2 separate regions of the Mus musculus genome follow, and region 2 is linked to region 1. Evidence: chromatin loops called from intact Hi-C (ENCODE). Cell type or tissue: left cerebral cortex. All regions are shown on one strand. Links, peaks and the distances in the headings refer to the core of each region. The heading gives the core; the rest is flanking DNA. Region 1 holds the start of Mn1 (meningioma 1). Region 2 overlaps E130006D01Rik (RIKEN cDNA E130006D01 gene).

Evidence for each region. Hi-C counts contacts between places; a loop is a spot of excess contacts. Peaks named below come from ENCODE experiments on the same cell type or tissue, not always from the same donor. Only the 100,000 strongest peaks of a DNase experiment are listed, where the experiment ranks them.
Region 2: it touches region 1 in a loop (3-fold over the local background); 5 of 42 quality-filtered maps call a loop at or near these places.

The regions. Positions count from the first base shown.
Region 1 is chr5:111,411,071-111,419,394 of GRCm38, forward strand. It overlaps Mn1 (meningioma 1), which reads left to right and starts at 6,230. Exons shown (of 3, transcript NM_001081235.2): 1 at 6,230-6,593; 2 at 6,749-8,324. The coding sequence starts at 7,096. In left cerebral cortex, for the core only: CTCF peaks have their summits at 3,298 (motif pointing right), 5,180 and 6,208; DNase peaks (open chromatin) are centred at 3,311, 5,164, 5,823, 6,167 and 3 more places; H3K4me3 peaks cover 3,176 bases; H3K27ac peaks cover 2,535 bases.
Region 2 is chr5:111,749,869-111,758,192 of GRCm38, forward strand. The region is part of intron 1 of E130006D01Rik (RIKEN cDNA E130006D01 gene); the gene reads right to left. Among named protein-coding and RNA genes, the nearest start is that of E130006D01Rik, 7.7 kb to the right of the region's middle. In left cerebral cortex, for the core only: no CTCF peak of the experiment used is centred there; DNase peaks (open chromatin) are centred at 368, 4,281, 4,862, 5,035 and 1 more place; H3K4me3 peaks cover 511 bases; H3K27ac peaks cover 1,182 bases.

The DNA.
Region 1 (8,324 bases), core at 199-8,198:
AGGCACTGGTGCAGGCTTGTAACCCTGGTATTCCAAGAGGCAGAGGTAAGAGGGTCCTCAGAGTTCATTTCCAGATGGTTTATCTAGTGAGTTTCCAGTCAGGGCTATGTTACAAGACTCTTTCAAAAGAAAAAAAAAGTAATAAACAAACAAATAATAAAACAAAATAAAGATAAACAAAAACAAAACCCCAAAGAAAGGACTAGCTCTGGCTGCTATTGGGATGTCCCCTCTGGACAGTTGTCTCCCCTCAGCCTCTGTGTGCTCAGGGCAGCACTACCCCAGTGCCTGGCACATGAGCTTCAGTCACTTGTCAGCTGGGCAGCTTCGGGCTGTGCTGAACTGCCTTGTGTGGCACAAAGGACCCAGCACAGCCGAGCCCTGAAGCACCTGTGGAGTCCCCATACCCCTAGTGGCTGGGTACTGAGCAGTTGAATGGCCTATGGTGCCAAGAAGGCTTCTGTGGCACAGGATCCACCTGGCCCCAATAACCTTCCTTCTGAGGGGACAGTCAGTGGGTTTCTATGCTGACACACTAAGGTCAGGCTGCCCAGAAGGAAAAGAGAGGAGAGTCTCCCTCTAGGCTGAGGGCCTTCAGGGCGTCAGGCCGTGTTCCCTTAAGACAACAGCTTGGATTCCTAAGGAGCTAAGCAGAGTGGAGCAGAGAGAGCCTTGGTCTGGGTGCCAGCTGCTTAGATGCTACTTCTGGCTCATTTGCTTTGTGAGCTCGGGTGCATCGCTTCACCTATCCTCTGTGCCTCAGTTTAAAAAGTTTACAAAGTAGAGAGCAATGGAGCCTGCTAATAACCAACAGTGGCTGTTGGTTATAGTAACAGTGACCTACTAGTCTCCCTGCCTGCTATGACCCCGTCCATCACCTGAGTACCTAAACTAACCATCTATCTTTACCTACGAATCACCCGTTTATCACACATCATCCCCAGTCTATCATCTGTCTATCTACCCATCCATTCATTCATCTATCCACCATTCATTATCATCTATCCATTCTCCATCCAGCTGTCTATTTTCTATCTATTCACCTTTCCTTTTGCTTCTTTGTTTCTTTTTGTTTCCTTGTTGTTTCTCTTCTCTTTCATCACCTGTTTACCTGTCATCCATATATCCAATCCATCTTCTTATTCTCTCTCTCTCTCAACTAATTATCTATCTGTTTGTCTGTCCATCCATCTATCCAGTGAGCCAGGTTCTTTCTTGCGTATCTCCCTCTCCCCGACCCCTTTGTAGGCAACTTTGTAGGTGTAAGACACCTTATTAGGCTGCTGCCTGGTCAGGACAGTGGCAGTGGCTCTGAACCTGACAGTTATGACTCTCATACCCAAGCTGTTCTTACCAGGAACAAGTGGGCAGACCTGTTTCCCAGGGAGTCTTGTGCCACAAGATGAAACTTAGTCGTGAAAATAGTGTGGTATGTCCTGGGCTGGCTGCTTAGGGACAAACACAGGACTCCCTCTCTCCCCCTGGCCTGGTTTCCAAGGAAGCCAGGTGAAAATGACTTCTGGAACCACCTTGAAGGGCAAAGAAAGGAATGGTTTTCAGGTCTCTAGGAATTTGCTTCTGATCTTTCATGGTATTCATGAGGCCCACGTGTGTCCACCTTCTCTGATGCAGGTCTTGGCACTTTTGTTCTCCTGAATGCTGCCTGAAAATTCCCGTATCCTTCTAACTAGTTTCTTTATCTGAAAAGGTCCTTTGGCCTCATCTGAGTCTCATACTCCTATTCTATCCTCAAAACCCTTCAAAGCTTTGGGAAACCCTTTTCTACTTCTTTACCCTCTTATCACAGGTATTTTTAGCCCCTATTGATGGAATCTTTCTCATGTCCAAAAAAAAAAAAAAAAAAAAAAAAGGGGGACTTCTTTGATCTGATCTAAAGGTTGAAATTGTTTTCTGACTTTTCTTTTGCTGAGTTTCCAGATGGAACCTTCACATACAGTGGACGGCTAGAAGAGACACTCTTAGAAGATATCAGGTATCGGTGTGTAGAGAGGTGGAATTGTTGTTGCTTAGCAACCAGCAGCCTGTGGCTACAGGAAGGTCTCATCCCTTGTACCTACTAGTCAGCCAGCCCCTTGGTCTTCTCTCCTGGTCACACTGGGGCTGCCTGGAGGTTTCTGTCCAGGGTACCATCTAGACTGCTCCACTGACACTAGCTCGGAGCAGGAGCAGGAGCAGGGAGCAGTAAGGCATCCACTGAGACATCCACCTTTGATAGCTGGGCTACTGAGCAGGACTGAGTGAGACCATTGTTTTCCTCTGCGTTTTTTCATTCAAATGCAGAAGCAGACAGAGGCTCGATGAGAATAGTGGCTGGGAGGGAGGCTTACTCACCCAGCCACACGTGAGGTCTATTGGCTTTGCAAACACAATCAATGATCAATCACCCTTATGCTCCGGCATGGATGCCCCTTTCCAAACAGAAAATAGAAGCTCAGAGAAGGTAATATTTTGCCCAAGGTAACACAGCCCAAGAAGATAAGATTTAAACCCATAGGTCCATGAAGGACTTCATCTTGGGGCTACTCCGTGGCAAGATGTTGGATAAGCAGGCTTCTCCAGACCTTACAGAGGACGAAGCCAAGTGTCCAAGCTCTAGAGTGCATGGGAGATGCGGGGAAGGGAAAGAACATTTGTTGGGGAAGGATCCAGGGAGGCCATGCTAGCTTAGGCCTGGCAGTAGCCCCAGGATGCTGTCTGTGGACTGGAATTTGGGATCTGCTATTACCTTGCTCTGGGCAAATTCCTTGACCAAGAGAGGCATCTGTCAAATAGGTCAGGTCTGGACCTTGAAGGCACTGAGAAGATGAAGTCAGACTTTAGATGGGAAGCCCCCTGTATACAGCCAGATGAGAGGACACCTCACTGGCCTGTCCCTAGGACTGTCTCCTGTCTGTCTACTGCGCGTGTGCTGACAGGCACCCTTCAGATTTGTGTGGGCTGATGGGCAAATACGAGCATTGTGTCTCCTGCTCTCAGGGCTGTGCATTTTGAGCATGCGTATTTTTGTATGTGGACTTCAGAAGCCCTTCTTCAGCCCCAGTTGGAAGCTGTTCTGAGCAGCTAAGGGGACATTCCAGGCAGCTCCTCACATGTTACCAGCTCAGAGCACCCCAAAGTAGCCTCAGGGCCCCAGCCCATCTGTGTCCCTTCCTTCCTTTGCTGGTGCCAACATGCTCAGTAGTGGTGGTGTTGGTGGGGTACAGGAAGGGGGAGAGGAAGGAGAAGGCCCAGCTAGATGCCTGAGGCTCTGCAGCTCCTGGCTTGGTGCCGGCAGGGGCTCTGAGTCCGTTTGAGCACTAGGGGGCAATGTGTCTGTTTGAAAGAAACAGAAGCCAGCTCCAGAGGTGTGTGCACACACAGGCATATACAGGGGTGCCCACATCACAGAGGGTTCGAGCTGCGGTGCAAAAGGCCCCGCAGAAGAGCATATCCTCCTGCCAGTAGGACATCAGGCACACAAGGGCAGGGGTGAGGGCACCCAAAGGGCAGAGGCAACTGCACAGAGATACGTAGTTGCACACCCAGAGAGAGGTGGTGGCTGGGAGCAGACAACATCCACTTGAGTGCACACACACACACACACACACACACACACACACACACACACACCACAGTGGCCTCCAAAGATGCATGCATCTGCCATATATAGAAACACACAGGTGTAGGCTAGCCTCCTGGGGCAAGGACAAATGTAAGCGTAGTCCATTTATAGTGTTAAGGAAGGGGACCCTACCCACCCTCTTTCAGACACACACCCCAAAGTGCTGACTCTGGGAAAGAGCCTGGAAAATATATGCCCACCCCCTCCTCCCTTCAGATGTGGGGGCCCTCTACCAAAGAGTATGGAGTGACACCCCAAACCCTCAAACCAGTGCTTCCCAGACAGCAGGCCTGTGAGTCTTTCTTCCCAGCTCCTAACATCTCTTCCTAGTGCTCCAAACAGGCCCCCCCCCCACCACCTCCCGGTCCCCTCCAGAATACAAGACATTCCATCTCAACCTATTTAGAAGGCTACTGTCCGCAGGACAGAGGCACATGACCAGGTGTCACAGCTCTGCTACCTGGGGTCTCCTCCTGACATCTATTCCGGAACTCTTCCCCCTTTCTGCCCAGGAGGTTCAAGGGCCCTCAGCTCTGGGCCTGGAGGGTTAGTTGGGGGTGTCTAACGGGGTGCTCTTTCCTTTGTGCCTACACAGGCAAAGCCTCTGTCTTCTCGCTGGCTTTCCTTCCCTGTCACTTTGCTAAGTAATAATTTCCATGTCCAATTCCATTTCTTTTCTAGTTCTGAAACCTCTAAGCTATCAGCAAGAGGATAGTTCGCATGAAAACTAATTACACAAAATCAATATTTAATCACAGACCAACAACCTGATCCTGCAGAAAAATCCTTTTAAAACTCCACCACCCTGCACAAATACTTCTTCCCAATGCTTATTTATGGGCCCCGTTTTTTGGTGGGGGTAATTTTCATTTTTAATTTCAAAAGAAAAAAAAATCTGTAGACTGCAGGAAAAACCCGAGCTTGTTGCAGCTTCCTGAGAGCTTTTATTTCGAGTGTGTGAGGGTGGGGGTGGGGGTGAGTGAGTGTGTGGGGGATGGGTTTGTGTGTGTGAAAGAGTGTGTGTCTTGGGTGTGTGTGTGTGATTTCTTGAGACGTCTCTTGGGGCTTCCTGCCCCCCCTTCCTAAATCGAGCCCATTTTCCAACGTTTCTTTCCTCAGAAGCTCCAGGGAGTAATGAATCGGCCGCGAATGACACGGTAACTTTTAACTCATGCCCGCGACAGTGGAGTGCTTAATCTGAGGTTTTTAAATAAAAAGGGCTCCGGGTTGGTTTTATTATAACGTTTATTTCATTTCAGATTTCATGCGTAATTTAGCAAACGCTAGACAGACTTGGGCGATAAACACTTTCTTTTGTGGGGGGGGGGAAGGCATTTTTATACACCGTGCTTAATTTTATTTAGATTTAATAGCGATATCGGGGGCACTTCAACGAAAGTTTTTTTTTTTTCTTTTCCCCTCTTCTTTTAAGAATCCTGGCTTGCCAGCAAAATTGTCTCGCTTTATTTCATGACAAGGAAAATTAAAAGCCTTTCCGCCCCTCCTCCCCTACTTACACTTTGAGAGGAAAACTCGCACACGCATGCTGGCGCTTGGGTGCGCGCGCGTCCACAGAATAAACACCTCCACCTCCTATCACCTCCAACTTCTAACTTTTAATTGCAAGATAGATTTCAGCCTCTACTCCGTGAGGAGTAGAAAGATCTAAACAATTTTAAGTAAGATTATTGGGATAAATATTCCATATGAAATAGGGTAGGTATTAAATCACTCTTATTGATTTTAGTATCACAATCCAATTCCGTTCTTTGACCTCTTCAGTTTAATTGATCTTTTAAGGAGGCCAACTTCGCGCCCTTCAGGGCCTGGGCCTGCCTGCTTGTGGCCGCAGCAAGGTGTCGCCCCCACCCCCGCCCCCACCCCGTGCGCCCTTTGCGCGTCGCTCTCCTCAGGGTTTCGCATTGTCTCGCCTCGTCGCTCCCGCGCCGGGCTCACCCGAAGTGGCTCCACAAAGCGGCCGAGGGTGCGTGGCTTCTTCCCGGTGGAGCCAGCGGCAGAGAACCGGAAGCCGCGGACGGTGGGAGACTAGGGAAGGAGCGAGCCAGTCTCTGGTCGCAGAGACAACCTTACTTCGTGTTTCCCCTCGGCGATCACCTCGTGAACTTGCCAGGGCCGGCTCCCTGGGGCGCTGCCCCGGGCTGCAGCACAGGCGACACTTAGCGACTTTCCCTGGCGCGTCCGGGGACTCTGCCAGGCTACCCCATTGTCTGTGCGCCCCGCACAGCTCACCGCCCACCTCCCCGCCCCCTGCCCACCCCGCAGGTCGCGCTGGCTCCGGTTGGGGGTGGGGAGTTGAGAACAGCGTGAATGGGAAGGGGGCGGACAAAGCCTGGCTCCCGCCGTCGTCCTAGGCTCGCGCCCTCCCCAGCCGGGGGCACCTGGGGCGCACCCCCAACGCCGTAGCGCCGGACCCGGAGTAGCGCGGGTTGGTGGCCGGGCCTGCGCAGCCGGGACCCGGGACCACCTTAAGAGCGAGCCCCGCCCCCGAGCCCGCTCGGGCGGCGCTGATTGGTGCAGAGGTAATGGCTGGAATGGATTGCTGAAACGCAAAACTTGTTGCTGCTTCTCCCGGCGCCGGCGAGAGGCAGACGCGGAGCGGAATCCCGGACCTCGCAGCGCCTCGCCCGCCCCGCGCGCCCTGCTCGCCCGCGCGGCCCATTCCCGGGTCCGAGGGGACCCGTGGAGTGCGGAGGCGGGAACCACAGCTTCGGAACCGCCGGCCCCACGCCTCCCCTCCCGCGCGCGGCCCGAGACTCCCGCGAACTCGCGCGGCGACCGGCGATCGAGCCCGAGCCGCGGAGCCGCGGAGCCGCGCGTCTCCCGCAGCCTGCGTTCCCGCTCCGGCGCCCGCGTCTACTGCTGTGAATCCAGCACCGGCGATGAGGAGCGGAGCAGCCCGTCTTCCGAGCCGCTGAGGCTTTCGCCGCCGATCGCCCGCGGCCGACCGGAGGTGCGGGAGCCGGTGCGGCCCGGGAGCGGGGACTCGGGGCAGGGGAAGGACCAAGGGGCTCCGCTACGGCCCCAGCCGCCGCGCCGCGGACTCCAGAGGTGATCATTCTGCTCTTCCGTCCCCTTCCCTCCCCCCTATCTAACTTTTTGTCTCAGCTCGTCGGCCTCCAGGTCTCCTCTCCGCATACCCACCCGCGACCGTGCCATCGACCCGGGGCATGGGCCCCCCGACAAGGCTCCAGGAGGCGCCGCGGCCTCGCAAGACGTGAGAGGCCCGCTTGGGTCGATTTCGAGGTTCCGAAGAGCAGCGGAGAGAGCTCCTAGCCAGCGCCCGCGCGCTGGGCCGGGCGGCAGTGAGCGCTGCGCCCCGCGGTGCAGAACGTCCCGGAGCGCCGGAACCTCGGCTGAGGCGAGTACCTGGCCGGAGGCGCGCGGCGGAGCAGGCTGTCATGCCCTATTGATCCCCTCCCGCCCCCCCCCCGCCCCCCCCGCCCCCGCCAAGTATGTTTGGGCTGGACCAATTCGAGCCCCAGATCAACAGCCGGCACGCTGGTCAGGGCGAGGGGAACTTTAACGAAGCCGGACTGAGCATGAACGCCCACTTTAAGGCTCCTGCCTTCCACGCCGGGCCTCCTACTGGCCCCGTGGACCCTGCAATAAGCGCTCTGGGCGAACCCCCGATCTTGGGCTTGAACATGGAGCCCTACGGCTTTCATGCGCGCAGCCACTCCGAGCTGCACGCAGGGGGGCTGCAGGCGCAGCCTGTGCATGGCTTCTTCGGCGGTCAGCAGCCTCACCACAGCCATCCCGGAGGCCATCACCCGCACCAGCATCACCCCCACTTTGGGGGCAACTTCGGTGGTCCGGATCCAGGTGCCTCATGTCTGCACGGGGGCCGGCTGCTTGGCTACGGAGGTGCAGCGGGCGGCCTGGGCAGCCAGCCTCCCTTCGCAGAGAGTTATGAGCACATGGCGGAGAGCCAGGGGCCGGAGGGCTTCGGCCCGCAGCGGCCAGGAAACCTCCCGGACTTCCATAGTTCGGGCACCTCGGGCCACGCCGTGCCTGCCCCGTGCCTGCCTCTGGACCAGAGCCCTAACCGGGCTGCCTCTTTTCACGGCCTGTCCGCCTCTAGCGGCTCGGATTCTCACAGCCTGGAGCCCCGGAGGGTGACGAACCAAGGAGCCGTAGATTCCCTGGAATACAATTACCCGAGCGAGCCGCCCTCAGGACATTTTGACATGTTTTCACCCTCTGACTCTGAAGGGCAGCTGCCACATTATGCTGCGGGTCGCCAGGTTCCCGGGGGCGCTTTCCCGGGTGCTTCTGCCATGCCTAGAGCCTCAGGCATGGTGGGTTTGTCCAAAATGCACAGCCAGCCACCCCAGCCGCCTCCACAACAGCAGCAACCGCAGCACGGAGTGTTCTTCGAGAGGTTTGGCGGGGCCCGAAAGATGCCTGTGGGTCTGGAGCCTGCAGTGGGCTCCAGGCACCCGCTAATGCAGCCTCCCCAGCAGGCCCCACCACCCCCGCAGCAGCCGCCCCCGCAGCAGCAGCCGCCGCCACCGGGACTTCTGGTTCGACAGAATTCTTGCCCTCCTGCGCTCCCGCGGCCCCAGCAGGGTGAGGCTGGCACACCCAGTGGCGGCCTGCAGGACGGGGGCCCCATGCTGCCCAGTCAACATGCTCAGTTCGAGTATCCCATCCATCGGCTAGAGAACCGGAGCATGCACCC
Region 2 (8,324 bases), core at 153-8,152, 340 kb after region 1:
TCCTAACAATCAGGTCACTGGGGAAGAACGAAAACAATCGGCATTTTGAGCGTCTGCCATCTGAGTTCCTTCAATCCCATTCTGCTAAAACCCAACTCAGTCAGCAGCACTGGAGGCCTCCTCAGGCTCCGTATGCGGCACAGCATCTCCTGGTTTTATTTTTATTTTATTTTAATTTTTTTTGGGGGGGGAGTATGGATGGGTAGGGAATCATTCCTTTTGCTCCAGTGCGTTTTCCTCAGACACTCCATCCCAGAAAGGGTTACAGTCCAAGGCAAAGCTTTACCGTAAGCACAAAGAGCTAATATTGGCAGATTGGGGTTTCTGTGAATATTCATTGTAATCTGGGACTTGGTGAGCTGAGATCGCTCCCTCCTGCAAGCTGCACACTTATAACTTGTGAATTCATAAATATTTACGAATTCACACAGTCATCACCGATAAATTATTTCATCTGACAGTTCCACACAGGCTCTGCCTGGCTTTGTGCAAGTCTGATCAAATCTTGCGCACGCTCTCCGGTGACAAGCGAGGATGGAGCACAGCTCGGGTCAGCACCGGATCCCAGGGATCCGGATGGGTCACCGGTGGAGAGTTACAAGAGTCTGGGTGATGGAGGCATGTCCCATGGGCTGCTAGATGCTCTCTGCAACTGTACATAGATTTAAATCCCCCATTTTTGAATGTGTCAGAAACACAGGGACATGAGCCCTGGAAAGAATCATATGCCGTCCTGTAACCTGGGGGTGGCAGCTCACCAGGTTTTCCCACGAAGGGTAATAAAAATGGTGCTGCCCATACCAAAGCCCACAACCCAGTGTCCCCTCCTCTCCAGAAACTTCAGTTGTATCCCCCTTCTCTTCCTTATTTAAGAAAAGTCTGAATACACACCAATTCCAAGTGCCCTGGGCTTCATTGATCACATAAATCTCTCTCTCCACTCTTAAAGCCACAGGGCATGTTCCTGCTTATAGTTTTGAGTTGATGCAGCTCCCAGAGACCTGGTTCACCCATGGGATCAACTCGGCACTCCCTTCATACCCTTCTGCAAAGACACCCCTTGTTTTGGTTGCTCCGTACTCAGCCTGCTGTTGGGGAGTTTTTAAGGATTATGGGTTTGTTTCTCAGTGTTGGCTTGACACCTACACAGGGCCCTGTTGGCTGAGGACACTGCTTCTTGGCCTGCCTGTTCCAATTTACACTGCAGCTTGGTGCTTCCAGGAGTCTCACATTTCCATTCCCTTTGTCTGCAATGCCCTTCCTTTCACAGAAACCTGTCCCCTGGTCCCCTGAGTACGGCCCCTTCCTCATTCGAGTGACCCCTTCATCCAGTACCTTTCTCTCTCCCCAGTATGACCTGGGGTCACCTTACCCCCCATCCTACTTTCTTACTCTGTCCACAGAAGTCAGAACCTTGGTGTCTGATCTCACTGTATTTCTGCGTTTCTCCTGCCTCCAGGAGCAAATGGTATATGCTACGTGCTCAATAAACTTTGCTTTGATTGTACACACACATTCGCACAGCTACAGATGGGGCAGGTTGCAGACTTACCGGTCCTTAGCTTTGTGACTGTGGATGGCATAAATCCCAGGTGAGATCTAGTTGTTTATTAGCCATTTTCAAAAGGCACAGTAGTGGAATTTACCTGGTTCCTTCATTTTCTAAGAGATTTCAAGGGTTTCAGAACTTCAAAGCCCCCTACAGCCTCACATAGCTCCCCACAGCTTCTCATAGCCTCTTAAGCATACCCCAACCTCCTTCAGCATCCTGAGCTTCCTACGCCTCCACCAGCCTCCCCAACAGTGCAAGGATTCTCTCTTATGGGAAACTGTTAACCTTTGCACTGAATGGAGCCTATATCTGCTCATTTCCCCTGTGGAATTCTGCAACATGGCTGGTCTGCCTACCTCTGACCTTTCCTTCTAGCAACTTTCAAACCTGTACTTGGAGAAACCCTGCCGATTTTAAGGAGAGAAGCTTTGAGTTGGAGGTCTCAGGGTATGCATGGGGCAGGGAGACCATGGCAGACATGCTGACAAAATAAGTGGGGGCTCCATGGTGGTGGTGGTGGTGGGGAGAACGAGTCCTGCCCTTGTGGATGCTTCTAGGTGTAGACTGAGCTGTCACACCACACGTGATGCTGAGCAATGGTATTACGTGCAAACATGGCCATTCACACATGCTCTCATACACGAGTGATTTCCAGTGTCGCTTAGGAAAAATTCACGCAGAGAAAGAGACAGAGGCAGAGAGAGAGAGAGAGAGAGAGAGAGAGAGAGAGAGAGAGAGAGGTGCTTCTCCTAAACTTTGTAAACTTTGTAGCTGCCAACGGGAATATCTCTTTTGTCTTCCCCGCCCTTTATTTATTTTCCCCCAGAAATTCCAAGAGAAGTGTTTTTAAGCGTGTTGGCTGACAAGCATGCACACGTGTCCAGAGTCGGGGAGCCACCGGCCCCGTCTCTAACTTGTTAGACGGCAGGTAGATTACAATCATAAATAAATGATCTGCTGTCTGCTTGCATTCGGGCTTGTAGCTTTTAAAGTGTGTCTGTCATCGCGGAATCAGATTTAGTCAAACGCTGTGTAACTGCGAAATTATCCCATCCTTACCTTTTTATTCTCCTTATAATGGACAGTTAAATTGGATTTTCAAATTTGAAGTGCATATGTTTTTCAAATCCCCAGAGGCTGTCTAGTTTTTCATTTCTAAAGCAACTCACTAATGTTTATCATTACCACACAGGAATATTACAATTCTTAAGGGGCGCCTTACAAAATCAGCACAGGAGAAATGCGCTTTATCGTCTCAAAATGAAACCAATTTCTCAGCTGATTTGCAATTTATTTACATGTTAGCATTTGATTTCCGGCTGATTTGTAACCCCACATGGCTCTGTCTCGGGTTTATTTAGAAAGCAGACAACAGCGGTTGGGGAAGGCTGTGGAGCGAGCGCCTTGTGTTGTGGGGCATCCTCAGTGCTGCGGAGTGCCTTGTGTTGTGGGGCGCCTGTACTGTGGAGCGCCTTGTGCTGTGGGGCGCCCATGTTATGGAGTGCCTTGTGTTGTGGGGCGCCCGTGTTATGGAGAGCCTGTGCTGTGGAGCGCCTTGTGTTGTGGGGCGCCCGTACTGTGGAGCGCCTTGTGCTGTGGGGCGCCCATGTTATGGAGTGCCTTGTGTTGTGGGGCGCCCGTGTTATGGAGAGCCTGTGCTGTGGAGCGCCTTGTGTTGTGGGGTGCCCGTACTGTGGAGCGCCTTGTGCTGTGGGGCGCCCGTATTATGGAGAGCCTGTGCTATGGAGCGCCTTGTGCTGTGAGGTGCCCTGTGTGGGGCGACTGTGCTGTGGGGCGCCCGTGTTATGGAGAGCCTGTGCTGTGGAGCGCCTTGGGTTGTGGGGCACCTGTGCTGTGGGGCGCCCTGCTGTGGAGAGCCTTGTGCTGTGGGGCGCCTGTGCTGTGGGGTGTCCGTGACTCCCAGACTGGGGAATTGTGTTTACCCTCTTCTCCTCTGTTGCTTCTCATTCATTCAACCCTGGCGGTGTTGCAACATCAGCATTTAAGCAGTGCAGGAATTCTGTAAGAAACTCATTGGGCGTCACCATACATATCATCTATCTAACTACTTACACACCCATTTCTAGCTATTTCTCCACCTGCCTCTCCATCCTCCCAACCATACCTCCTCCACATTTGGCTCCTCATCCACTCATTCATCTATTAATCACCTGCCCATTCATCTATCTACTCAATCATCCACCCATTCAGCCATACACCTGCCCATCCACCTGCCCATCCACCTGCCCATCCACCTGCTCATTCACCTGCCCATCCACCTGCCCATCCACCTGCTCATCCACCTGCTCATTCACCTGCCCATCCACCTGCTCATCCACCTGCTCATACACCCATCTTCTACTCACCTGCCTATCCACCCATCCACTTACCCACCCAATTCCCATCTACCTACCCCTCAACTCAACTCTCAGTCCATTCCTCCATCCATCTAATTATCATCTACCCACCCACTCATTTATTCAACTGGGATTCAGAAATGACAACCTGACTTCCCACTCTCAAAGTGCAAGGTTAGTTGAAGGAGGAAAAGTATTCCATCTCAGGACCGAGAGGTTCCACCTCCTCAATGCAGGCAAAAGTGTTCAATAACTTCCCGGCCCCTGACATGATAGCACACATATGTACCATGTTAGAGCTTGGATTGCCATATCAGCCCACTTACTCCCAGCTAGCTATGTACCACAGGCCAGCCATGGAATCCCACCATTGCTTGTGAGATTTGCCCTGTTCATCTGTGAAGTGGGTCAGTCAAGATGGACTGCCTGCCTGACATGGACAGGGCAGGGGGACGGGGTGGGATCTAATGGGAGACTCAGAGAGAGCAAAGCATGACACTGGTCAGGTAGTATCCCACTCTTACTCCTCCTTCATCCCGTGTCTCTCCTCATTGGTACTCTTGCTGTCTTGTTTGGGGACAGAGAAGAGCTTACTGTAGCTGAGCTGGGAGCCGTGCCCTGATGGGAGTGTCTTCCGTTCAGAGTCCATGGTAAAGCTTGCCCTGTTTTGCAGGTGGAGTTAGCACTGGGCCCTGGAAGCAGCTCACAGGGTATGTGGCCCTAGGAGTCTTCTAGGAAAGGGGGAGATGAGGCTGGGCGTGGGACTCATGGGGCAGAGGGAGAAGACTGGTCTGCGGATCAGACTTCATAGCCTTGGGTATGAGGTTGTAGAGGGGCATCTTGATAATAGCTGGCTTCTGGGAGGGCTCAGTCTTGCCTACAGCCCCACCCAATTTGCGGTGGTTTGGAAGCTCTGCTAGGCAGCGAGCAACCGAGCAACCGTGGAGGAAGGAGCCCTGGTGGGTGCTGGAAGGCAGCAGCGGGAGGGAGGGCACCCAGTGGTCTGCACCCCTGCGCCCCGTAGGCTGGAGAAGGCAGGAATGAAGCAGATGGGGTTTGAAGGAGCCCCGTTAGAGCAGAGTCCCCGACACAGCAGTGTATTTCCTCCTTCCTCTCCCATATCTGCCTGCGCCATACACAGCCTCTCTGAATAAATTTGCATATTTTTATGCTATGAGCAGCCGGCACCAAAAGGAGCAAGCAGCTCCTTTCCCCAGTTCCCTTCCTCTCCCCACTCCTCTTCTCTGCAAGCCCACTTACAACCAGCAGGCTTTCAGAGTCCCCCTCTGCTGAGGAGTCAGGGGCCAGGGACTTCCAAAGGAGCTCAGCACACACGGGGGCACGTCCTTCACCGTCCCTGTGCTGGGTGGGACAAACGGTGGGATGTCTCCCCAGACACACTGACAGAAAGAGCTCACAGGAGGCTCGGTCTCCTCGTTTATAATTGGTGTACCAATTAGGGCAATTTATTTTGCCAGGAACTGGAAACCTGACTCAAATTAAAAAAAAAAAAAAAGAAGAAGGCTCTAGACTTGTGTACAAGAAAAGCTAGACGTTTCAGCTTTCAGGTGAAGCTGGATCCAGCAGCGATACTGTCAATTACTAAGTGTACTTTGCTGCCTGACTCCTGTCTCCAGCTTGTCTAACTCATTCCAAGTGTCCTTCCTCCTGACCCAGCATGGAGGACGGGAAATGTCCCTAAACACTGAGAAACACTCTGATTGGACAGTCCGTTCCTATGCCGACATCTGATTGGCTCACTATGTTCAGAGGGTGGGACTATGTTAATAGTTTCCCCTGGGCTTTGTGCTCCTGTCAATCATCATGGAAGCAGGTGCTCCCCACACAGGAATCAGTGCTTCCCACTCTGCTCCCAAGGAAAGAGATGGATTCAAAGGCAGTTGCTTCCAAGAAAGCCCCCTACTGTGTGCCACATGCAACAGGAAAGTAAGGGCTTGGCTCCAGAAGGTAGACAGCACCCATTTTTTCTCTCATCTGCCTCATGGCTCAGCCCAGACTGCTCGTGGGGCCCCTTTGGCCACAAGTCAGTGATTAGATGCTGCTGATTCGGGAACGGACAACTGGGGTACCCTGGAGCTTCCAGAACGATCAGTACAAGGCCAGCTGGTGGCTATCAGACAGGATAGGCCAGCATCACCTCAGGAGACAGAGGTTTGAGGCTCAGTCGCCTAACAGGGATGGCACCTGCTTTTAATTCTTCCAAGGATTGTGGCTGAGGAGGAGATTCTCTGGGAAGCTTTTGTTGATCTGCAGGCCATTCATCCAGGGCATTGCTGCATCAGATACCCATGTGTCCAAAGCAGGGAGAGAAAGGAGAGTGCCATCTTGGCTGTGTCTATATCTGATCTGCCTGTGAGACTGTTCAAATTTCAAACAAGACTTCCAGGGTCCCTGAAGGAGAGGTGAACTGGAAAGGCCGATGAGGCAATGTCTGTTTCCAGAGAAGAAGGAGCTAGGGGGGTCTGACTCCCACTATCTACAGTGGGTCTCACATCACCCCAGAGGTGAATCTACAAAAGAGACCCAGTACCTGGGATTGAGGGAAAGGTTACCTGCCTTGTTAAAGTTCACCTTTAACCAGGGCCAGGCTGGAGAAGGGTGTTGTGGTTTGAAAAAGAATGACCTGGGCTGGTGAGATGGCTCAGTGGGTAAGAGCACCCGACTGCTCTTCCGAAGGTCCAGAGTTCAAATCCCAGCAACCACATGGTGGCTCACAACCATCCGTAACAAGATCTGACTCCCTCTTCTGGTGTGTCTGAAGACAGCTACAGTGTACTTACATATAATAATAAATAAATAAATCTTAAAAAAAAAAAAAAAAGAAATTAAAAAAAAAAAAAAAAAAAAAAAGAAAAAGAATGACCTCTATAGTCTCATATATTTGAATGCTTAGTCACCAGGGAGTGGTGCTATTTGAAAGGATTAGAAGGATTAAGAAGTGTGGACTTGTTGGAGGAAGTGTGGAAGTGTGTCGCTGAGGGTGGGCTTGGAGGTTCCAGAAGCCCATTCCAAGTCTCTCTCTCTCTCTCCCTCTCTCTCCCTCTCTCTCTCTCTCTCTCTCTCTCTCTCTCTCTCTCTCTCTCTCTCTCTCTCTCTGCCTGTGGATCAGGATGTAGCTCTCAGCTACTCCTCAAGCACCATGCATGCTATCATGCTCCTACCATGATGAAAATGGTCTAGACCAACAAAAGTGTAAGCAAGTCCCCATATTTAAAGGGTTTCTAAGCACTTCCCTAGTCATGATGCCTCTTCATAGCAATAGAATGGTGACTAAGAAAAGGGGATTTTAGAACCTGTTGTTCTCTGGACTTTCCCTGAGGATAAGAGTTTATTGGTACAAATTTGTAGACAAGGTAACTGAGCCTGAGGTCTACACACCAGAGGTCATTCAGTGGTGGTGACCTAGAGGCTTCTGGTCTCACTCTTTTTCCCCAGTCAGCTGTGGGTTTCTGACCATCCCTGACACTGGGTCTGTTATTAACTGACCAACAAGGGTGGCTGTGGAACCTCAGGCACTCAAGGTGATGTCTGCCACCTGCTCCTTCATCTGGACACCTGGGTGTCTGAGATCTTGTAGACAGCTGTGGTCTGCTGGTGCATTTATGGGTGACAAAGGACATATTGTGCCTTGAACAATGGCCTAAGATGCTGCCTGATCAGTGAGAAGGTAAGGTACTAAGGTTCTCATGAATGCAACAAAGAACCTGAGAAAAGCAACTTAAGAGAGAAGTTTTATTGACTTGGCTCACAGTGGGAGGGTGTGGTCCATCAGAGCAGTGGGAAGGTGTGGTCATCATAGAGATGGGTGTGTGTGGTCATCATAGAAATGAGTGGGTGTGGTCCATCAGAGCAGTGAGAGGGTGTGGTCATCATAGAGATGGGTGGGTGTGGTCATCATAGCAGTGGGAAAGTGTGGTCATCATAGAGATGGGTGTGTGTGGCCATTATAGAAATGAGTGGGTGTGGTCCATCAGAGCAGTGAGAGGGTGTGGTCATCATAGAGATGAGTGGGTGTGGTCATCATAGCAGTGGGAAGGTGTGGTCATCATAGAGATGAGTGGTTGTGGTCCATCAGAGCAGTGAGAGGGTGTGGTCATCATAGAGATGTGTGTGTGTGTGGTCATCATAGAGATGGGTGGGTGCGGTCATCATAGAGATGGGTAGGTGTGCTCATCATAGCAGTGGGAGGCTGTGGTCATCATAGAGATGGGTGGGTGTGGTCCATCAGAGCAGAGTCATGCTATGATGCTGGAGGTGGGGGGCAGTTAGCCCACCATGTCTGTAGTCAGGAAGCAGATAAAGAAAATAATGACTAATACACAGCTCAAGTTCTCCTTCGTGTTCACTCTGGGACTGCCTCAGCCCCTGGAACAGTGCCATGCACATTCAGATAA